Linked DNA regions of Homo sapiens: region 1 is linked to region 2. A link is a loop called in an ENCODE intact Hi-C map of the cell type or tissue named here. Cell type or tissue: heart right ventricle. All regions are shown on one strand. Each heading gives the region's core, and the rest is flanking DNA. Links, peaks and the distances in the headings are about the cores only.

Evidence for each region. Hi-C counts contacts between places; a loop is a spot of excess contacts. Peaks named below come from ENCODE experiments on the same cell type or tissue, not always from the same donor. Only the 100,000 strongest peaks of a DNase experiment are listed, where the experiment ranks them.
Region 1: it touches region 2 in a loop (5-fold over the local background); 95 of 110 quality-filtered maps call a loop at or near these places.

What each region holds. Positions count from the first base shown.
Region 1 is chr5:137,653,137-137,664,419 of GRCh38, forward strand. It overlaps KLHL3 (kelch like family member 3), which reads right to left. Exons shown (of 15, transcript NM_017415.3): 7 at 8,779-8,895; 8 at 4,995-5,144. Among named protein-coding and RNA genes, the nearest start is that of MIR874, 11 kb to the left of the region's middle. In heart right ventricle, for the core only: a CTCF peak has its summit at 7,376 (motif pointing right); a DNase peak (open chromatin) is centred at 7,385.
Region 2 is chr5:137,729,496-137,742,475 of GRCh38, forward strand. It overlaps KLHL3 (kelch like family member 3), which reads right to left and starts at 6,594. Exons shown (of 15, transcript NM_017415.3): 1 at 6,138-6,594. The coding sequence starts at 6,151. RefSeq lists enhancers at 4,792-4,861, 6,193-6,861. In heart right ventricle, for the core only: a CTCF peak has its summit at 6,701; DNase peaks (open chromatin) are centred at 5,906, 6,556 and 8,246; H3K4me3 peaks cover 2,643 bases; H3K27ac peaks cover 5,277 bases.

The DNA.
Region 1 (11,283 bases), core at 2,403-10,402, 76 kb before region 2:
CTACTCGGGAGGCTGAGGCAGGAGAATGGCATGAACCCGGGAGGCAGAACTTGCAGTGAGCCGTGATTGTGCCACTGCACTCCGGCCTGGGCAACAGAGTAAGACTCCGTCTCAAAAAAAAAATAATAATTAATTAGTTAAAAAACTATCTTCCAAAGATACTGCTAAAAAAATGAAAATATAAGGCACAGGTTGGGAGAAAATATTTGCACAATATATATCTTATTAAAGACTTGTATCCAGAATACATAAAGAATGTTTACAACTCAATAAGAAAACAATAACCCAATTTTTCAAATGGGCAAAATATTTTAATAGACACTTCACCAAAGAAGAAATATGGGTGGCAAATAGGCACATGAGAAAATCTCAACAGCACAGTGATTAGAGAGATGCATATTAAAACCATAGTGAGATACTACCACAGACCTACTAGAATGGCTACAATTTTTAAAAATAGATAATGTCAAGTAGTAGCAGGACTGCAGAATAACTGAAACTCATATATTGCTGGTGGAAATGCATAATAGTATAGCCATTTTAAAAAACAGTTTAGCAATTTCTTATAAAGTTAAACATATACTTACCATACAACCCAGCAATCCTACTCCTAGGTATTTACCCAAGAGAAATTAAAACATATGTCCACACAAAGATCTGTAAGTGAAATCACAGCAGCTTTATTTGTAACAGCCAAAAACTGGATACCCAAATGTCCACCAACTCGTGAATGAATAAACTATGGTCCATCCATACAATGGAATGTTACTTAGTGATAAAAAGGAATGAGCTCCTGATACATGCAACAACGGGGATGAATCTCAAATGCATTATGGTAAGAAAAACAAGCCAAGCTCAAAGGACTACATACAGCATGATTCCATTTATATGACACTCTAGAAAAGGCAAAACCATAGGGACAGAAATCAGATCAGTAGTTGTCAGAGGCTGGGGGTAGAAGAAGAGGATTGACTACAAAGCAGCACATGGAAACTTTTTGTAGTGATTAAAATATTCTATGTTTTGATTGGGATGGTGGTTACATGACTGTGCACTTGTAAAAACTTATCACATTGTATCTCTAAAAAGTGTGAATTTTACTGCATATAAATTATTATACCTCTACTAATCTAAAAGAAAATAATCTCTTTAAACCGCTAACAAAACCTGAAAGCTGTTTCTCAGGAAGCAGTTCGGTGTAAAAGGAAAAGCATGGACTTTGGAGTGAGACAGACCGAACCCCAGCTCTGCACTTAGCCAGTACTTAACTGGGCAAATTTCTTAACCTCTCTGAGTAATCTAAGTAGGGATATGAATAGGACAGACCTATTGCTGTGATGATTTATTAAGACAGTACACGATCTGATAATCCCTAAGTGATCATTTCCCTCAGCATACCCTATTCATTCTTCAAGCCTTCAGTGGGGATCCCCTCACTAATTTAAGTGCTTAAACAATGGTGATGAGAGTATAGTTTAAGAAGCACGTTAGACAACATAACCTTAAATCATTCAAGGATTAAATACAGGAGAACAATGAGACAAAGAGTAGTGATGTCTTCTTTCTTTCTTTCTTTAACAGATTCTAAGGAAGTCATGGTTCCAGTTGCCTGCAGAAGGCCCAGGAATCTAAATGTTTTCATTCAGAAAATAAATGTTTCTTAAGGAGTAGGGATGACAGAAGGATGGCTTTGACCTCCTGAAACAAGGGGTAGACTCTTCTTTCTCAACTATAGATTAAATCCCTGGGATGGAACAGGGGTGATGGTGGAGCAGCTCTCAGCATGCTTAGTCCAGGCTCAGGCACAAACTGGGCTTTAATTTTAAAACTATCTTTTTATGGGTATATGAGGTAAGAGCTAACATGGAGTCCAAAAAAGGAGAGGTCACTAGGTATGGTTTCTACACAAAAAAGCTGGGCCAGTGCTGAACCATTCCCTTAGCTCCAAGCTACACTCCTCAGGCAAAGATGTCATTCTTCTGATATCATAGAGGATGAGAACCAATTTCCAAAGGGAAATGTCACAGACAGAAGACCAGCTGAAAACCCAGGGAAGTAAAAAGGCTAAATAAAAAGCAGCACACTTAGAATCAACATTCTCAAGACATGCAGCTTGTGGAAATTTAGATCATAATAAAGATAGTATTCAAACCAATGGGGGAAGAGGGGAATTAATGAATAAAATAACCTTGAGACAATTGGCTCATCATTTGCAATACCAATAAAACTGAATCCCTGCCCTCACTCCTTACACACAAAAAATAATTCTAAGTGCATCAAAGATTCAAATGTAAAACAAAAATTATAAAGGTACTTGAAGAAAACATGGGGACATTATTTAAATAATTTCAGAGTAAAGAAAATATTTCTAAACATGACACAAAACCCAAGCTATAAAGCAAAAGATAGATCAATTTGACTCCTTAAAAACTGGGGCTTTTTTGGACCAAAAAATTACTATAAACAAGAGGCAAATTGCAAACTAAGAAAAAACATATTTGAAATACATACATTCAAAGGCCTAACCTCTTTCATGTACAAAGAGCCTTTAGAAACTACAAATAAGGCCAGGCACAGTGGCTCACACCTACAATCCCAGCATTTTGGGAGGCCAAGGTGGGTGGACTGCTTGAGCTCAGGAGTTCGAGACCAGCCTAGGCAATAGGCAAAAACCTGTCTCTACAAAAAAATTAAAAGAAAAAAAATTAGCTGGGTGTGTTGGCACACACCTGCAGTCCCAGCTACTTGGGAGGCTGAGGTGGGAGGATCACTTGAGCTTGGAAGATGGAAGCTGAAGTGAGCTGAGATCACTCCACTGCACTCCGGCCTGGGTAGAAGAACAAGACTCTGCCTCAAGAAAAAAAAAAAAAAAAAGGAATAAAAAATATTAATTAAAAAATACAGTCTAATAGAAAAATGAGCCAGGGACATGAACAGAGAATTCTCCAAAATAGAAATACAAATGCCGATAATCATATGAAATCAAGATTAATCTCACTCCCAATGAAAGAAATACGAACTCAAACAATATGCCACCTTTTAAAGGATACTTGACACAGAAATGTTTACATTACAAAAAAAAAAGGAAATTACTGCAAAGCCCATCAGTAGAGGACTGTCCATAATATGCACATAATAGTGCATAAATACAATTAAACACCATGTACCATTACAATTTAAATGCTGATTTCACCTATACTGATAATATTAAAAGCAGTCTGTACCACATGGCTGCATGGGGGGAAAAATAGTTCAATCTGTATAGCAATACACTGTACATTTGTATCTATCTGTGAAAAAGTGCAGAGAGACATGTCTGAAAGAAAATTTTCCAAATAATAGCAGATTTTTTATCCTAGGAGACATTTCAAGTGACTTTTATTTAATTTCAAAATTGTAGTATCCTTTTAATAATCCACAATAAGCACATATGTCTATAATTAAAGAAAGCTAAGTTATTTTCACTTTGAAAAATATGAAGAAGTTTCAATGCAATATTTCAACCAAACAAAACAAAAGGCATCAACCTGCAGTAAGACCAATGTCCAGCCAGACCAAGGCCTTGCCTTGCGGCTGTGCCTTCTTCTAACCTGCACTAGGCAACGTGAGGCCAACAGGCAAGTATGCACTCTCAGGTTTACAAAGGTGAAGCCAGGTGCAGGATGGTATGAGTTCAGAGAACAGGTTTGGAGAGTGATAAAGACTCAGTTCAAATGCTGGTTCTACCACATTAGCTGTGTTGACCTTGGGCAAGTAAATTAACTTCTCTGAAACTCAGTTTCCTCCTTTATAAAACTAGGATAACTATCTCTACCTTGTAGTGTTGTTGAAAAGATTAAGTAAGATATTCAAGTGATAACCTCAGCACTCAATAAAGGTTAGCTGCTTGTATTATTATCTGGGACACTGAGACATTTGTTCACATTGCAACCAATATATTCCCCATGATCCAAGGTCAAGGAGCAGAGGGGAAAGAAGGTCCTGCAAACCTCAGAGAATTCCAACACCTGGTCTTGGAAAACAACATGCCTCTAGCCACTGTGAAACCTTCCTGGAAGAAGCAGGCAGGGAGGATGGCAGCCAGCTGGAAAGAGGAGGAGGAGGACAAAGCAAGGGCCTAAATAATTTCCTGGTGCTGCCTACTGTGTCATCAATGAGACAACACGACCCACTCCTCTCCTCCCACCTTTCCTCCTGGGTTGACTGATTCCTTCCCCCAGACATCAGCATGTTAGACTCCTAAAACGACTACTTTGGTGCCACACCAGACAGGACTTTAGGGATCGAGTGGAGCATCCCTCATTCTATAGATAAGGAGCCTGAGGGTCAGAGAGGAAAGAAGACTCGCAGGGAACCAAAGCAGCCAGCACACACCATAAACTCTAGGTCTCTAGATCATGGGGTCCCCTCCTGTGTCTTCCTTCCCTTTCCCTGGCTGCTCCCTCACAAATTCTCATTTCTCCCATTTCCTTCCTCTGCTTCGTGACCTGTCAAACTCCTCAATTTGACAGGGTCCCTTTTCTTAGAACCCCTTTTCTTCTCTGGGGCAGCCCTAATTGTCCTTTATGTCCTTCCCTGAGTGGGGAAAAGAAACAGACTAGGACTATTCTGACTCAAAGAATGGCCTAGAAAGAGGACTACTATGGCCATCACTAAGTGAAACCAACATAGCCATTCCTCTGCTTCCAACAGAAATAGAGCACAAGCCATGGTGTGAAATGAGAAGTCAGGGTGGGGGTGAGAGGGAGCTCTGAGTTATTCTCAAACCTCCCTGATGACATTGGAGGTTACCTTGAAACTCTTAGGAAAGGAAGACCCCAGAAGAGAGAGGTACCAGCAGATTCAAGAGGAACCAGCAGACTCCATCTCCTAGGTTGTAAATGCAACCAAGATGCAGGGCAGCCATGGGTGAGGAAAGACTTGGAGGCAGGAGTGGAAGGCCACTTTCCCAGGGCACAGTCCTGACTCTTGGTGGTGATTGGGCTGGGGCTTACCTTGGGAAGGCTGACTGGAGTCCTGGGCTTGGTCCTTGGGTTCTTAATCAATAGTCTCTGATCCAGAGGGAGGAGATGGTATTTCATGGCCTCAATGAGGAAGTCTTTACAGGTGTTGTTATTCTTTATCAAAGCTTCTTCTTCAACCGTCTAGAGGTAATAATCCACAGATGATCCTGGAGCACAGCTCAGCCACATTTCCCAAGCTTTCACCCTGGGCTCAGTCATTCCTGCACTCCCACACTCATTCATTCCTTCACCACATCATCTCAGACCCAAAGAGTTACAACTTACTGCTCACCTCCTGCATTTTAAGAGCACAGTGGGATAAGGGATCAAGCTCTGGCATTAGACCAGATCCACTACTTAACGTCTCTGATCCTCAGTTTCCTCATCTGTAAAATGGGCATATTAAAGGTATCTACAACCTCACTAGTTTTGTTTGTTTTGAGGCTTAAATGAGTTTATGCAAAACAAAAGACAAGTAGCCATCCTGAAAGCCTCTAACCACATTTCTCCTGATTTGAATGCATTATAATGCTTAGGGCAAACAGACATCTGAGAGGAGGAGTGAGGGGAAAGAGGAAAGGGTGTGGGAGCCATCAGCCAACCTTTGGAGGCATTGAGTAAAATAAGCTTGTCAAGGAGAAAGATTCATATTCGTTGTCTTATAGTGAAGGTCTCAGGGCAGAAAATCGGCCAGTGAGGCTCCTTCTAACAGAGTAACAACATCAGAGCAGAAAAATTACCCTGCACAAAGTCCCACCTATTGACCTCACCTAGGACTCCATCTAAGCTGGGGCTCTGGCTTCTTTATCTCTTATTCCAGAGCTTAGGACCTAAGCAGGTGCTCAGCACATGTAAGCCTAAAGGTTTCATGAGCAAGACCAAGCATGAAGCCATTCTGGTGCTCTAACTCTCCAATCCCCACCTTTTGGCCCAGGTCAGATCACTGTGTGGCATATCTGGAATGGGTAATGTGGTCTTCTGGGGCTGCTTTGTGTTAGGAAAGATCAATTCCATTCAACAGCTAACACTGATTGAATGTCTCCTGGTTGGGCAGCCCTGTGCTGGTCCCCAGGAAGAAAATGATGAACAAGACAAAATTTCTGACCCTGAAGAATTCAAGTCCAGTCAGAGAATGAGAAGGGCCTCCCACCTCAATTATCTCAGCCCTCAAGTCAGTGATGCACAAGGCATGACTGAGCCTCTCCTGGGTCCCCATCTGTCACTAGGAATGAAAGCATGGCCAGGGCCATCATCTGCTGGGCAGCATTGGAGCTGGCAGGGAAAAAAGGATTGGCAAGAGAAGGCCTCTGTGTACCTCTGACCACCTCCCTCCCCAGAGACAGTCCCCAAGAACTGTTTTCCTTGGAAGGTTTTTTTTTCCCCTCCCAGTAAGGAACTGAGCCAGCTTGAGACAAATCATAAACTTCTAGGGTCAATTACAAAATAAAAAGGGTGGGAGAGGATGCCTGAAAAAGCTTGGAAGGAAGGAGAAATGCATGAGCAGCTATTTCTCCAGAAGAACTTACTCAGCTTGAATTAAAAGTTCTCCTGGAAAGTTAGTGCTTCATGGGTACAAGAGTTTCAACTTTGGGGGTGATGACAAAGTTTTGGAAATCTTTATAGTAATGGTTGTACTGAATTTGAATGTAATGAATGCCTCTAAATTGTACACTTAAAATGGTTAAAATAACAAAGTTTATGTAATAAACATTTTATCACAACATATTATACATTTAGTACAATATTTTTAAATGCTGAGTAAAAGCCTAATAAATGCTACCTTTTGTGAAAGAAAAAAAAACCTCCCCCAGAAGTCAGGCAGTGTTGGTGGAGGTCTGCCCAGGGCTTTCCCTTCCTTCTCCTCCTCCTCCTCCACCACCATCAGCCATCCCAGCAATTATACTCATTTGAAGTTTCAAAGTCAAATGAATGTAATGAAACATCCTATTCCAGAGGTGTTCACTCTGAGAGGCCTGATAAAAGGCCTTTCTGCAAAAAGGGCAAAGGGAGGAGTCCCACACAACAGTTCTCATGCCCATTGCCTCTGACCCCCTTCTTTTCCAGATCTAAATTCTGCTTTGGCATAATAACCCAGGAGCCATTTCCTAATGGTGACGTTTGTTAAGCTTCAGTTGTGGATGCCTGATGAAGTTTGTGACCAACGGTCTCTAAGGCCACTTTAGCTTTCTCTGGAACCCAGGTCCCCAGGTTGCCAACCCTCCCTGTGGAAGCGAGACTATACTGGAGTCCAGGTGCCTCCTCCACCTCCAGCCAGCTTCCCACAGGACAGTGGGAGGTTTGACTGACACTGGATGCTCAGGCAAGTTCACTTCCTCCGCTTAGGGGACCTTTTCTACAGGAAAGATATGCTGCCACCAGGTGGCAGTGGTATCACCCAAAGTAGCATGCATGCCCCATTTAAGAGCTTGCAAGCATATCCCTCAGCACCTGAGAAGGCTGAAGTACGGCGATTCAGGGAACATTTCACTGACCCCTCATATCTGCAATCTACAAGTGTTACCAGCAGACGAGTTTACAAGTGCTCGTGAGGATACTGTGTCACCTGCTACTAAGAATCACAGCAGTGGTCACAAAGACTACAGAGTAAGATCAGTAACATTCACTGAACACTGTATTATAGGCCTACATGGATTATCTCATTTTATTGTTTATCCCCAAACAATCCTATAAAGGCAAGTGCCATTTTTTCCCGGTAAGAAAACTGAGGTTTAAAAAGGTTAAGCATGTACCCAGTATTATATGGCTGGAAAGTAACAAGAGCTGGGCTGCTGGGCTGCTAGGCTGCTAAACCTCCTCTTTATCCTTGCATCATATCTTCCCTTCCTTCCAGAGACTCCTTGGAGACAGCTGAGGGCTAACCTGCTGTCTCGATGTTTTGTTTTGTTCATATATTTTAAGGTTTATTCTCTGCTTATAAAAGTGTCTAATGCCATTTACTGTATAAAATAAGTCACGTAATGGGTATGCAGAAAAGAGCGTATCAATGGTGGCAGCTAGCTTAGCGGAAGAACTATGCACTGCAGAGCCAGAATGACATGGATTTGAATCCTGAGCCTCTCTAAGGCTAGTGACCCCGATAAATCCCAACCTCCATAAGCCTCAAGGCCTACATGTGTAAAAAAAGGAGTTACAATCTTTGCCCCTCTGGGTTATTATAAGGATTAAACGAGAAAACATATGGCACCATAAGGAAACCCCATAATTCTTAATTTTTCTTTCCTTTTCAGAGGAAGTGGAAGTACTCTGTATTCTAGGCACCGTTTTTACAGTCTTGAATTTGGCTTCAAGTTGCCTAAAACTAAGACATAAAGGGAACATAGAAACATTGTGGACATGACCCTTCTTGCTTCAGTCCTCTTCAACAAAGACAGCTAACTTTCATGGAACATTTGTTACCCCAGGCTCCACACGAAGCAGCTGACTTGCATACTCTACTCCTTTAGTCCTCACAACAACCCTGCTGGGCTCTACTATAATATCTGTTCTATGGAAGAAAAACTGAGGCTTGAAGAGGTTAAATAAAAATCCAAAACTAATAAGCAGCAGAGCAGAGACTGAAACCTAAGTGTCCTATTTTCAAGCCTATGCTCTTAAACTTTACAACACCTAACACTTAACCCAGTGGGCTGGTTCCCTCAGCACATACAGAAGACCCACTAAACCCTCAACTACTCCATCCAACCAGGATTGCCCATTGCTATTCCTACAGGTCTGGGTGAACACAGAAGTGCTTGGCTCTTCATACAACACTCACTTGGACTAGGTAGTCCCTAGGTAAGAGAGGAAGTCGGACATGTTCCATCAGCTTTGCCATGTGCTCTAAACGGGTTTCTTTCTCATAATTGATCCATGAGATCACAGCTTCAAACACCTATAAAGAAAAGCAACATGGGCAACTTCAGTAAAGAGACAAAAGCTTTCAAACAACCCTCAATCTGTAAAAAAAAAAAAAAAAGAGAGAGAGAAAAAGTTATGAGTCATCCACAAAGGTGTTTAATTAATCTGAGACTCATATTTAAAATAAAAACAGAAAGGGTTTGTTTACTTGCTGGCCTCAGAGAGTGATCACACACACACTCTACACACACACACACACACACACACACACACACACACACACACACAAGGACAAACCTGCTATCCCAAATGTAGAATCATCATGGTTCATTCTAAAATAAAAACCAGTTCCAATAGTTTTTTAAGGGTAAAAATACAGAGCAGTAACTGTGAACCAAATTTATAGAGGCTGCTCAGGAAGATCAGACCCTGGGGGCAATGTCGTCATCTCCCCATGCCCCCGTTTCCTCACTTATGTCCCGTGTAAAGTTAATGTAGAATAAAAACAGTAAGAATGCCCTCTGCCCAAAGCTGGCTGTGATGGTCAATGTGACACTGAATGACAAGGAATGGCAAACATTTCTCCTTGAGGAGAGATTTCATTTCTATGCAAATCAAAACTGGAGGGCTTAGAACCAAAAAGGCAGACCTATACTTTGGATGTTCACTCTACTCAAGGATAAGTCCAAATTCAAACCCTGTGCCACCACATACACATAGGCAGATAAAATTCAACGTTGGAGGGGCAATGGGGAAACCAGCAGTGTCTGTAAAAATTTCATTAATAATGATTTTTAAGAGGGGAGGGAAGTATTGGCAATATCGATCAAAATTTTAAATGTGCATTCTCGTTGACTTTAAAAATACCACTTCTAGAGCTCTAGCTTATACTCACATCAGTGTAAGAGAACAGAATATGTGCTCCAATATCTTTGCTGCAGCATGGTTGTAAAGGGATAAAAAAATGAAACAACCTAAAGTCCACTAATAGAGAAATTATTAAAGGAGTATCCATACCATTAGATACAGTTATCCCTCAGTATCCTTGAGCACTCGTTCTTTTTTTTTTTTTTTTTTTTTTTTTGGTTCTTACTCTGTCGCATAGGCTGGAGTGCAGTGGCACGATCTTGGCTCACTGCAACCTCCACCTCCCGGGTTAAGTGATTCTCCCGTCTCAGCCTCCCTAGTAGCTGGGATTACAGGTGTACACCACTACACCCGGCTAATTTTTGTATTTTTAGTAGAGACGGGGTTTCACCATATTGGCCAGGCTGGTCTCAAACTCCTGACCTCAAGTGATCCGCCTGCCTTAGCCTCCCAAAGTGCTGGGATTACAAGCGTGAGCCACCAGCCCCAGCCCCAGGGCACTGGTTCTATGACCACCCACAGATACCAACATCTGCCAATGCTCAAGTCCCTTATATAAAATGGCATAGTATTTGCACATAACCTCCGCACATCCTCCCATATACTTTAAATCATCCTCCCATATACTTTAAATACTTTAAATATATATATTTAAAGTATGTTAATAATAAATATACTTTAAATAATTATATAAGATTGCTTATAATACCTAATATAATACCCATACATCACTTCATGCAAGTGGATATGATGTAGTACTTGGTGTTGCAGCAAATTCAAATTTTGCTTTTCGCAACTTTATGGAATTTTTTTCTTCTGAATATTTCCTTAGTTGAATCCCTGGATATGGAACTCACGGATACAGAGTGCCAACTCTATTTTCGCTATTAAAAAGAATAAAGCAAACATCTTATACGTGATTAAAGAAGACATGTCAAAAAGAGCCAGCTGGATGGGGCTTTCAATGCCAATATTTGGGACAATTTAAATATCAGTGAGAATAATGAAGAAATCACATCAGTGCTGCCTCTTTGAGGGGAAGGAGGGTCAGGGAATGGCTGAAAAAGGTTCAAAGGAAACCTTTTGTGGTTTAGGGTGGGCATTACATGGGCATATACATGTGTCAAAACTAACCAAATTGTGTATTTAATATCCATATACCTCAATATAAAATATTCTTAATTTTTTTTTAAAAATTATAATATGGCCAGGTATGGTGGCTCACACCTATAATCCCAACATTTTGGGAGGCCAAGGCAGGCAGATTGCTTGAGCCCAGGAGTTCAAGACCAGCCTGGGCAACATGGCAAAACCCTATCTCTACAAGATACAAAAATCAGCCAGGCATGGTGGTGCATGCCTATAGTCCCAGCTACTAGTGAGGTTGAGGTGGGAGAACTGCTTGAGCCTGGGAGGTCGAGCCTACAGTGTGCCATGAGTGTACCACTGTACTCCAATCTGGGAGACGAAGTGAGACCCTGTCTCAAAAAAAAAAATTAAAAAAAATAATTCATGCGCCCATATGGATACTAAAAAAGTGTAAGAAGGTCTCTTA
Region 2 (12,980 bases), core at 2,210-10,209:
CTCTGCAGCCTTTTGACCAGTTTGGCCTCCCCCGTGGTTGTCCTTCAGAGAGGTAGAATGTGGTTGCAGGCCCTCAGGAATATCTTGCCAGTAATATTTTACTGCAAATCAATAAACTGATGACATGTTGACTATTGTATTTTAGGTTCTCATGAGGTCATTGGCATGACTCTGCTTCTCCAACTCTGGACAGCAATGGGACCCTATATAGATAGGATTTCTGAGCCCCTGGCACTCTGGTCAAACTGCAGATCTAGTAAGTATCCCAATCCTAAAGTTCAAGACCAAAATGATCAAACTTAGATTTCTACTTCTGGATTAATGAAGAACCTGACTCTTGAAGATGTCCAGCCAGCAGGATTCAGGACTTGGTGGTGCAGTCCTGCTATCACAAAGTACCATTTACACACAGGTTACCAGAGAGCCCCATACTCTTCATCCTCTTTCAGCAGTGCCACCTCAGTTCATAGAATTAGGCTGAATCGCTATAATAGCCCACATGGACACGTAGAACACATGCATTAGTAAGGTACAGATCGAGTTAACATTTCCTGAAAGTTGAGGGTATGTTAAAGCACCTTACCTCCATTTTATCTTCAGAACAACCCTAGGAAGTAGGTAGCATTATCTCTTAAGGTACAGACATAAAGTCTTCCCAAAAGTCCCACATAACTAGTAAGTGCAGAACTGGCACTGAAACCCAGGTCTATCTGACTCCAAGGCCTGGGCTTTTAATAACAATGTCCACTGACTCGGGATAATGTCCATAGCCCATCAGGCCAAGTGAGGCACAACCCTTCATGTCCCACTCTCTGACGTTCTTCCTTGTGCAACCAAACCAGGCCAAATGAAAAAAGACCAAATCTCCTAGGACCTGTGATATAGCACTACTTCACTTCTGATTATGGGAAATTGCAGTGTGTACTGGAGTCAGTGTTATTAATTGTATTGAACTTGGAGTTTCCACACTGGGGCCTTCACACAAGCCAATCATGATTCACCAAAGATGACCAGCAGATGCTGTCATTCTTGTAACATGCTCCTTCATAAACAAGCTCAAGAACAGGTATGTTACTAATCACATTCCTAAAACCCCAAGTCACAAACTGCTTTCTTTAAAACTCAAGGGGAAAACTCTTAAGTGGGCTGTGTAAAAATGTAAAACATTTTACACAGACAGATAGAATTAGACAAGAAGAGAGAAAGACTAAAAGAAAACATGCTCCTCATTATGTGGCATTTTGGAAGCCAAGCTTATGTTTGGTTTGAATAGGAGAGCTGAGCCCTTGTATGTGTGTGGTTTTGATAGTGGCTATGATATACTTTCATAAGTGAAAATGAAAAGTCCAGGAAAGTTGTGCTAAGACTCTGAAAATCCTCATAAATGATAAAAAGTTAGATCTCTGACCTGAGAGGCATTGAACTTATTTAACAGAAAAAAAAATCTACCAACACATGTTCAAGCTATTTTTTACATGGTTTATTAGTGCTCTATTCCGTTTAACCTAGTTTGAACATTCATCCAGAAATTGAAAAAAAAAAATAGGTCAGTTTGATGATGGCAAATTTCATCAAATAAAGCACTTGCTTTAGGAAAACTTACACAAAAATTATCTTGTCCAGATCTGTTTTACCAGTTCAAAACTTAGCAAGCAAAATCCTAAAAATCCAAATCTGGGTGCAGGGATATCAAGAGGTTTCTTTCCCTGACTTTGTTTTTGCAGTTGAAAACCTTACTTTGTCAAAAAGTATTTCCAAAATGGAAAAATTTGGTTTCAATTATCATGGTTGAAATGCGTGCACATCTGCTTCAGGCAGCAGTGATGCCCAAAACTTTTTACAGAATTTTCTATCCCTGACTTCTAAGGTTGGGGGAGGACTAAGTGACTTGCCGCTGGGAACAGAAAAAAGGCTAGGTTGCTCAACACTTGCTCTTCCCTGGGTCTTGCCAGCATTCAACCTGACATTACAAAACTCAACATTTAAAGTGTACTGGCTTTCTAAGTCTTGTCTCCTCAGAAAATATTCTCTATCTGTCGTTCCTGGATCAAGGGTAAATAGATGAGCTCCTTTTGCTCAGAAGTTCCCTGAGGTCCAAAAACAGACTCTCCTTCATAAAAACCAGCCATTAAGAACCATCCTCTGAGGACACCTCACACAAAATCACAGCATAGTGCCCGGTACATGGTGCCCCTCTCAAGCAGGGGCATCTCTGTGCTTCTGATGAAGAAAATAATCACAATTTTAAGAAAAATAGACAATTAACTTCCCCTTTTTATGATGCTTCTTCCAAAGTTGTGGTGCTCTGTAACTCTTGCAGATCTGCCACAGTCTGGGCCTGAATGTTTTTTATTGTGGTAAAATAGATGTAACATAAAATGTATAATTTTAACCGTTTTTAAGTACAGTCATACTGTTGTACAACCATCACCACCACCCATCTCCAGAATTATTTCATCTTCCCAAACTGAAACTCTCTATCCATTAAACAATAACTTCCCCACTCCTCCCTCCCTCCAGCTCCTGGTAACCATTTTACTTTCTGTCTCTATGAATCTGACTAACCATTTATTTTGAAATTTTATTTTAAGCTATCCACAAGGCTGATTTCCAGAACTGAAATAAAATCCCAATTGCAAGGGCAACTGCCATTTCTGATATCTATCTTCTCTACATTCACACTCACACAGAAACAATTTATCATTGTAATAGCTAACAGCCAGAGACCCTTTCCCTTTGCAAAACAGAAGACAAAATCACCTTCCTCTGACTGTTCAAGCCACAGTGATTCTCCCATGGAGGGAACTGGGGAAGACTTAGCATCATAAGGTCCAGGAGAGACCTGGAAATCTAGAAAGATACAGCAAAGGCTAGTGCAAATTCACAAGTTCTTCTTAAGAGATTTTGGCCTGAACAAACATGCATCCAGCCCATGGTTCCAACCACTGAGGCAACTAGATGCCACAGGTTGTCTATAAAAAGAAAGATTAAGGTAGATCTTGGTGAAACCTAAAAGAAGAAATGCCAAGCCCTATGGGGTAACTTACTATAAGGAGATAGTTTTAGATAAGAAGCAAGATGACGGCCTGATAAGCTCCCTCATTTCCTCATGGAAATGGTTCTACATAATCTGCTTTGGATGATAAAAAAAGAGAGGTCCTAAAATATGCCTTGGTTAGTAACCCAGCAGCAAAGTATAGGGTACAACATAGCAATAGGTGGATACCAATGATAATAGCAACTACCATCTACTGAGTACTCACTCTGTGCCTAAAAAACTTTACTAGGTACCTTACACATATTGTACCATTTAATCTTCACAACAGCTCTATGAAGTGTAAGTACTGTTATTATTCCCTTTACACAGAAGAGAAAAATTAGTTCTGAAAAAAATGTGACACACTCAAGGTCACACTGTTTGTAAAGCAGATTCACCGCTAGGTCTATGTTACTCCAAAGTCCATGCTTTTAATTAATAGCCTTTCAAGGTAGAAAGTATTTTCATACCCTCATGGCAAAGAAAAAAAAAATTGTTCATTAGCAATCCCTTGGTTGAAATTTTGTAATGCTTAAAAACAGCCCCGATTAAGATTCAGCAGGTTAAGTGTGGAATGAGCACCAGATTGAGGATCCCTCCAGTCTCTGGAGGTTGGACATGTGATCCTAGGCGAGTCACTCAGCTTCTCTGGACCTCAATTTCCCAGGGAACTTGTAAAACAAGGCTACTTCCCTCTGTTCTCCCCCTACCTCAAAGCATTCCTTGAAGTCAGTTACCCGTGCTAAGATAATAAGGCTGATATCCAAAGATGAGGCTATTGGCCAAAGGCTTCAGTCTCTTCTTTCACCAACTTTCTTTTTAGTTATCAGAGCCTCACACAAAAGTTATTAGCTAATCAGCTAATAACTATTCAGCACCTGCTATTTGTGTACCCATGCAGTAGTCAATGGGGGTATTTAGAAGTACAAGGCACCAGCCTTGCCCTTGAGGACCTGTCTCCAAGTCTGGGGACTGCTAAGATATATGAAATAAAAGCACTGAAAGATCTGGTGGGCCTATTATTCAGTGTCCAACTATGAGATACAAACCAGAGGTATTAGAATTCCGAAGAACATCAGCCAGGACTAGAAAAGCTGAGTTTCCAAGATAAAGTAGAATTTTAGAATAACCTTGATAGATAGATAACTTTTGCAAAATTGGAAGGGAAAGACATCCAGCAAAAGAAACTCTGGGAGCTAAGGATATGAGGCTAGATGGAGTAATGTATAGGATGGGTGATCATGAAAGAGATCAACAGAATTCTCAGTAGGTATATGAGTGAGCAGTGGAAATGGGAACAGGAGTTAGAGTTCAGAAGACTTGAACGCGTGGCATGGTAAGCTGGACTTGGAGCAGGAACAAAAGGTATGACCTGGGTGACCTGGTGAACATTGGAAGCTGCTCGGTTTGGATTTCTTGTCTACCATCTGCCTTCAGCAGAGGAAAAGTACAAGAACATGTGCAACCTGGTGTTCTAAAGCCATAGACATCAGCCATCCCAGCTGAGAGGCCCCAGGACAGGGGCAAGGACTCACTATATTTCTGAACACAGAACTGGGAACACAGTGCCCAAAACTGTTTGATCCGCTGCTGGTAGTCTCACACTGACCTCTCAACCCCAGTTACACCACAGGTCAAGCAAATAGGCATGGCCCAGAATCTCTAAACCTTCATCGCATCAACCCCATTCTCTGCCACCTACCAGATCAATGGGACACTGTTTTGGGGACCAAAGACACTGCTCACCTCTGCCCCACACTTAGGAAATAGGCCTTCATATTCTGCTGCTCAGCAGGCCTCACAGAGTTCAACACTAAACTCCTGTTGCAAAGAGCACCCAGAAAGAGAATGCACCAGCAGCACAGTCAGTCCCAGGCTCTTCCTGTGGGAGTCATCAAGAAACACAGTTCCCAGGGCCTCTACAGACAAAAGAATGACACCCAATCATCATGCTAGTTCTAATAGGGTCTAGAGATGTTTAATGGCATCACTGTGCCCCGTGAGACACAGAAGTCACAACAACTCATGAAAAGGAAAGTGTTCATTGAGATACTCTCTAGTGTTGACTTAGTTGAGCCTATTATTGTTAACCAGATGGTTACTGTCTGCATCAAACTGGCAATCTGGAGCAGCAGGCTTCCCCTCAGTGGTGCACTGCCATGGCCGGACCCCTCCCTGCAGTCTTCTCTCCTCAGATAAAATGGCAAGCCTCGTACTCTACCAACTGCAGACCAAAGAATGAAGAGGTTGGCACTCAAGAGATATTTTACTTCATAGACAGAGGAATGTCACCTCTGCACTGCGCTGAGCACCTTCACAATGAAAGATTCAGATCTTCAGATAACAATTTAAAAATTTAGATGTGTGTGCCTGCCAGGATCTAACTGCCTCGCTAGTTAGATCCAGCTCAACAAAAGTACTTAAAATCTTTTCTGCTGGTTCCTATTTCAAAAGAAATCCCTGATGGAGGAAGCACAGACCTTCCAGTATCACTCATAAACTTTTCAATACAAATATGAAACTCAGTTCAGAGCAAGTATCATCTGACTGGGTTTCTCTCCTTCATCCCTGAATGTGTGTGTATACAGGCATACACGGCGTGCACGCGCGCACACACACAGCCATCAGCATGGCATGCTTGCTGAAGATTCAAGCACTCCTGCGTGAAAATGCAAGTACACTATGTCAGGTCAGCCCCACTATGACATCAAAAACCCCCCACCAAAGAAAAAACACCCCGGGAAAGGAGCCAGGAAAGGGAAACGCCTCCTTGAAACAGCCTGAGAAAGGCAATCTGATTCAGCCTGTGCTGAAACTATTCCCGAACACCAGCCAGGAAGTCCCTTCTTTCAGGGTGCTCCGCTGCCTAGCAAACCCAGACCTGCCTTTGCGGAAGCCAGATCTCTGGAGATTCAAGCCCTGGAACGGGTGATTTGGAAAGCGGCTTTCCTGCTCTTGTTCTGGCGCCCTTTAAGATCCATCAGTGGCCAGGTCTTCCAACTCTGCCTAGCCAATGCAAACACAAAAGCTGGTGGCTGCACCGCAAGCACACATACACTTACATACACACACAACACAGCACACACTTATACATACATACCTTTCACCCTCCATTGTGTGAGGCCCAGCCAGGGTGGTAGCTGCTGAACTGTGTATGCACTCGGGGATCCTAGTTCTGTTCTTGATTCTCCCAGCAGACCAGTGGGAAATCTGATCAGCAACAGTGATTCAGCATGGCTGCAAGTGAAGCCTCCTCCCTTCTCAATCCTCCTTCCTCTGACTTACTCGCAGCAGCTTCTACCGCAAAAGCAGCAGCAACAGAAAATGTCTTACCCAGAGCTCCCTGCAGCCCTTTCAGCTGCTAAAAGCAGCAACCCACTTGCTCCCCCTCCCCCGCAGGCTTGCTGCTCCTTGGTCTCCTAGGAACGGCGGCAGCTCCAGCGACCCAGGTGCACTGCCACCTTTCCAGCTTCCTCTGCATCTGCCCAGGCATCCCCAGCCCAGGCGATTAGCCCGCCCCTGGGGCTCCTGCCTCCTCTGTCTAGGCTGCAAAGAATCAGGCAGTTCGTCACTAGCCCGAGAAATACTGGCCCCTACACCCTCCCCTGCTCCCATAGGCTATGAGTCTGTCAGCCTGGCCAGATTGCTGGAATGAGGAGGCCCCTCTGTGGCCTGCAGTGGAGTTTATCATCCACCTGGGGAAATTCACTTGTAGGTCACAGTTTATGTTCCAAATCCTCCTCCCAAATTCTGTAGTAGCTCTGAGTGTCTGATAGATGGGGAGAAGTTAAGGGAAAAGCACCTGACAGAAGTGAGAAAAACACAGAGAGAAATTAAGAGAATACAGAGAGAAATTGGAAAACTAGTCGAAAAAGAGAGGTAGTACAAATAGGTGAAACTGAAACAAACCCTATTTTACTGCAAGAGGCCAAAGACTACTGCAGTAAAGCTATCACAATGAATACTAAAATATCTTAGCACAATCCTAAAATATCTTCCTAAAATCTGTCATATTGGAATTTAACTTAAGCAGTGGCTCCAACTAGTAAGTCTCCCACTGAACCCCCATATCCAGCCAAAGATCTTTCACATCCTGTAATCTCCAGCTGCTGAGCTTCAATTTAGACTAATTTAACTCTCCCTGCCTGAAATGCCTTCTCCAATCCCAGTCCTTTAGTCTTTCTGGGAGTCCAGTCAAATCCCATGTCTTCATAAAACCTTCCCTAATCACACCAATGACAGTCAATCACCACCAAAATACACAAACTATACTTTCCTGTATCGTCATCTCACACCTAATATACAGTCTTGGCTAATTCATTATTTATAAATCTTCTTTCCCAAACTAAAACATAATCTTGTGGAAGGCATGAGGCCAGTCTGTATATCCTAGCCACAGAGGCTTAGAGGTAACTGGGACAATTAGCTGCAAAAAGTGGTGCAGAAGCTATCCTAATGCCTCAGAAAAAAATCAGCTATGAGCATCTCTCTTCTGGGACACCTCATGGCACCCCTGGGCTTTTCCGAATCCACACCAGCACTCACTGGGTGAGTGACTTTCCTGAGTAGTGTTCTCCACACTCTGGACCTCATGCTCAGCTACTCATTCACAATATAGGGTCAGACCAGACAATCTTTAGAGTCCCTTTCAGCTCCAAGATCACAGGATTCTAAAAATGTTTTAAATGGTCCGTTTTTCTTCTCAGAGTAATCCGTGTGATTGTTTAAGAAGAAATACTAGGCTCCAATGTGTTGTAGGGGGCTTCAAGGAGGATAACATGATGTAGGTGAAAGTACGAAGAGACGCTCAGTAAATCTATCATCCTTATCATTTTAACCTGTTAAATTTCTTCACTACTACAAAGCCCTAAAACCACAGAAGGAAGAGAGGAACACTGAGGTGACAGAAAGTAAAAGTAACTAAAACTTTATATAGCCTCCTGAACTCAAACTGGCTACAGGGTTATTCTCAAAGATTACCTCCCCTGGCACCTCAGTGTTCTCTTAGACAAGGCCATTACTCACACTCACTCTTTCTCAAGTGAGAAGAGGCCTGGATAATTTCATTTACACCCCACAGGGCTGTATCTTCACTTCTTCCTTGCACAACAATACCCCTCATATCTTGTTCCCTCTATGTCCCTTCCTCCTCTAATCAGCCTTGTGGCCCTGCTCCAGATATTTCCTCTTGAGGCCAATCACAGGGACCACAAAAAGCTGAACATCACAAATAAGGAAACTGAATCTCGGAATCCGTGCCAGAGTTCAGACATCCACCAGGAACACAACTGGGTGATTCATAAAAGGGACATAAGAAAGAGATGACTCCTCCTTTGCACATACCCACGTTTACATATTCGCCATACAGGAAGGTGTGGAAATGCCACATCTAACAAACCAGACAAAGAAAAAAGATCAGAAAAGGAAATATGTAAGGGTTGTATGTATTCAAGTTTCAAAATATAACTATTAAGAGCCAGTATAAAACCCTGCTAAATTTCCCTGCAAAACCATACGACTACACCTTCATACTTTATTCACCACTCATGATTCACAGGAGGTAGACAGAATAGAGAACACTCAGAAGAGGCCATTTAGAAAAGAAAGGTCATCTTAAGCAAAAAGAACAAAACTGGAGGCACCACATTAACTGACTTCAAACTATACTACAAGGCTACAGTAACCAAAACAGTATGGTATTGGTACAAAAACAGACACATAGACCAATGGAACAGAAAAGAGAACCCAGAAATAAAGCTGTTCACCTACAACCAACTGATTTTCGACAAAGTCAACAAAAATAAGCAATGGGGAAAGGACTTCAATAAATGATGCTGGGATAACTGGCTATCCATATGCAGAAGAAACTGGACCCTATCACCATATATAAAAATTAACTCAGGCACAGTGGCTCATACCTGTAATCCCAACACTTTGGGAGGCCAAGGCGGGCAGATCACCTGAGGTCAAGAGTTTGAGACCAGCCTGGCCAACCTGGTAAAACCCCATCTTTACTAAAAATACTACAATTAGCCAGGTGTGGTGGCATGTGCCTGTAGTCTCAGCTACTTGGGAGCCCGAGGCAGGAGGATCACTTGAACCTGGGAGGCAGAGGTTATAGTGAGCCAAGACTGCACCACTGCACTCCAGCCTGGGTGACAGAGCAAGACTCTGTCTCAAAAAATAAAATAAAATAAACCCAAGATGGAGTAAACAATTAAATGTAAGACCTAAAACTATTTAAAAAAGGAAAAAAACCTAGGAAATACCCTTCTAGCAATGCAGCAAAAGCAAAAATTGACAAGTAAGACCTAATTAAACTAAAGAGCTTCGTATAGCAAAAGAAACTATCAACAGAGTAAACAGACAATGTACGGAATAGGAGAAAATATTCATAAACTGCATCTGACAAAGGTCTAATATGCAGAATCTATAAGGAATTTAATTCAACAAGCAAAAAACATGTAAACCCATTTTTAAAAGTGGGCAATGGACATGAACAGACGTTTCTCAAAAGAAGACATACAAACAGCCAACAAACATGAAAAAATGCTCATCGTCACTACTCACCAGAGAAATGCAAATCAAAACCACAATGAGATACCATCTCACACCAGTCAAAATGACCATTATTAAAAAGTCTAAAAATAACAGATGTTGTCAAGGCTGTGGAGGAAAGGGAATGCTTATACACTGCTGGTGAATGTAAATTAGTTCAGCTACTATGGAAGGCAGTCTGGAGATTTCTCAAAGAACTAAAAATAGAACCACCATTCGACCCAGCAATCCCATTACTAGGTATATGCTCAAAAGAAAATAAACCATTCTGCCAAAAAGGCACATGCACTTGTATGTTCATCGCAGCACTATTCAAAATAGCAAAGACAAAAAATCAAGTTAGGTGCCCATCAATGGTGGACTGAATAAAGAATGTGTGGTATATATATACCAAGGAATACTACACAGTCATAAAAAAAGAATAAAATCATGTCCTCTGTGGCAACATGAAAGCAGCGAGAGGCCATTATCCTATGTGAATTAGTGCAGAAATAGAAAACCAAATGTCACACATTCTCAGTTATAAGTGGGAGCTAAACATTGGGTACATATGGACATGAAGATGGGAACAATAGATACTGGGGACTACTAGAGGATGGAGGGAGGGAAAAGGGGTTATATGATTTGGATGTTGGTAGCCTCCAAATCTCATGCTGGAATGTAATCCTCAGTGTTAGAGTTGGAGATAGGGCCTAGTGGGAGGTGCTTGGGTCATAGGGGCAGATCACTCATAATAGTTTCACACTGTCCCCATAATAAAGAGTTTTCACTCTGAGTTCACTCGAGATCTGGTTGTTTAAAAGTGTGTGGCACCTTCCTCCTCACTCTCTTGCCTCTGCTCTCATCACGTGATATACCAGCTCCCCCTTTGCCTTCCACCACAATTGTAAGCTTCCTGAGGCCTCCCCGGAAGCAGATGCCAGCACGCTTCCTGTACAGCCTGCAGAGCCATGAGGCAATTAAACCTCTTTTCTTTATAAATTACCAAGCCTCAGGTATTTCTTTATAACAACACAATAACCACCTAATACAAGGAGCAAGCCTAAAAAGGTAGTTGAAAAGCTACCTATTGGGTACCATGCTCATTACCTAGGTGACAGGATCATTCATACCCCAAACCTCAGCATCATGCAAGATACCCATGTAACAAACCTGTACATGTACCCCTCGATCTAAAATTAAAGATGAAATTTAGGAAAAAAAAAAAAAAGGAAGAAAGGTTATCTAGCAAAACCAGGGGCAGAGCTGAGTCAAGAAGCAAAGTCTCCAGACTCCTGGCACAAAGTTCCTACCCCCAATATTTTCCAGTTTCAGAAACACATTTTACATTTTCTACCTTATTATCCAAATGTTCTCTGGACCACAGTCTGAACCTGTTTGCTCTATGCTAATTTTCCTGACTGGACTTCAGATTAAGGACAGTTGCTATTGGAGTCCTGCAGTAGAGGAGAGTCAAAATAATCAATGTGGTATCTGTCTGGAGAAAAAGGTCCCATCCTCAGATTGCTCAGCAATAATAGTGTCTTAGTCCAGCAGGCCCCAACCTTTTTGGCACCAGGGACCAGTTTCATGGAAGGCAACTTTTCCAAGGATGGGGGTGGGGGGTCAGGGGGGATGATGGTTTCAGGATGAAACTGTTCCACCTCAGATCATCAGGCATTAGATAGCTTCTCAAGGAGCGCACAACCTAGATCCCTTGCACACACAGTTCACAATAGGGTTCATGCTCCTAGGAGAATCTAATGCCACTGCTGAGCTGACAGGAGACAGAGGTCAGGTGGTCATGCTCGCTTGCCGGCTGCTCACCTCCTGCTGTGCATCCCAATTCTTAACAGGCCATGGACCAGTACCAGTCTGTGACCTAGGGACCACTGTCTTAGCCCAGTCCTTCCCACACCCCAGCCTTCTTCTACAGCTTATCAAAAGTCCCTAGTGGCCCCAGATCTCTACCCCAAAGCAATGTATTCAGCCATCTACACCAACTTTGTTTAGAATCATTCAGCTCTTATGTGGCTTAGGAAGAAACCATGTTGGGAGGAGAAACTTTTTTAAGCTAGGTTTTATCTAGAAAGTTCTCTCTTCCATACTCTATCTCTGTACAGGGAGCCAGTTAAATTTATCTGAAGACAGCTAAGCCAATCATTCTTCCTTGTAAATGCTCTTTTTCTTTTCTTGCCTTTACCCTCCTTCTCCAGGACATCAGTTCCTCACATTTGCAGGCACCATAACACAGTACAATGGTCCCACACCTAGCTGTGCATCAGAACCATCTGCCCAGCTGGTTAAAATGGTAGGTGTCAGATCAATAGGCATGAAGAAAAGTTTTTAGGGTTATAGAAATGTTCCGTATCTTGACTGTGGTAATACCTACACAACTGTATACAAGTACTGCATTTCATTAAACTATACACTTAAAATGGGTTTATTTATGCAAATTATACCTCAATAAATCTGGAAAAATGAAAAAACACTACAGGGTCCGGCTCTTCCTCACACCCATAGAATCAGGGCCTGAGGAACAGGAATTTTTTTAATTTTTTTCCTTTAGTTTTAGAGACGGGGTCTCTCTATGTTGCCCAGGCTGGTCTCGAACTCCTTGGGCTCAAGCAGTGCTCCCGCCTCAGCCTCCCAAAACGCTGGGATGGACAGGTGTGAGCTATCGCACCCACTAGGAACGGGAATTTTAATGAACTTCGTAGGTGACTCTAATGCACAGCTAGATGCAAACATCACCTGAACAATGAAAAGAGCCCAGACCATTAAAATCAGACAGGGCAAGGTCCAAATGTACTTACCAGAAACATGACCCTAGGCAAGTTACAAGCTTCGATTTTTCTCATTCGAAAAAAGGTGAGAACAATAGTACCTACTTCACAGCATTGTTAGGTTAGAATGTAAAGCACTTAGCTGAGAGCCTGGCCTATAATAAGCACTCAGCAACCATTAGTAGCTATGATTTTCATTGTCTGTGCCAATGCTACCGAACCTGAGCACTCGGTCCTAGGTTCAAGAAGAAAATTAACCAGGGTAGGGCCTCTCCTGGAGCTATTTTCACATCTCCACTGGTTACTATTACCAACAGGTCAGCAAGGAGTAGACAAGACCAAAGCTAAATTAAGGTCCACCCACACCTGTATCACCAAAATGCCCTCTCATATTCAGGAGCACTTGCCAAGTGCCCTCAGACAGCCAGGCAGAAACTGAAAAGGAACTTGAGACCCCAAAAAGTCAAAAGAGAAACAAAACAGCACCTTATCCAGAGGAATAAGGACTCTTCCTCTGAAGGTAAAAGAATTCACGCCAAGTAGATTCCAGAGTATAATCACTCATGCCATTTGTGTTGCATTTTTAAGCTTACAAAGTGCTTCATATCCATCATCTCCTT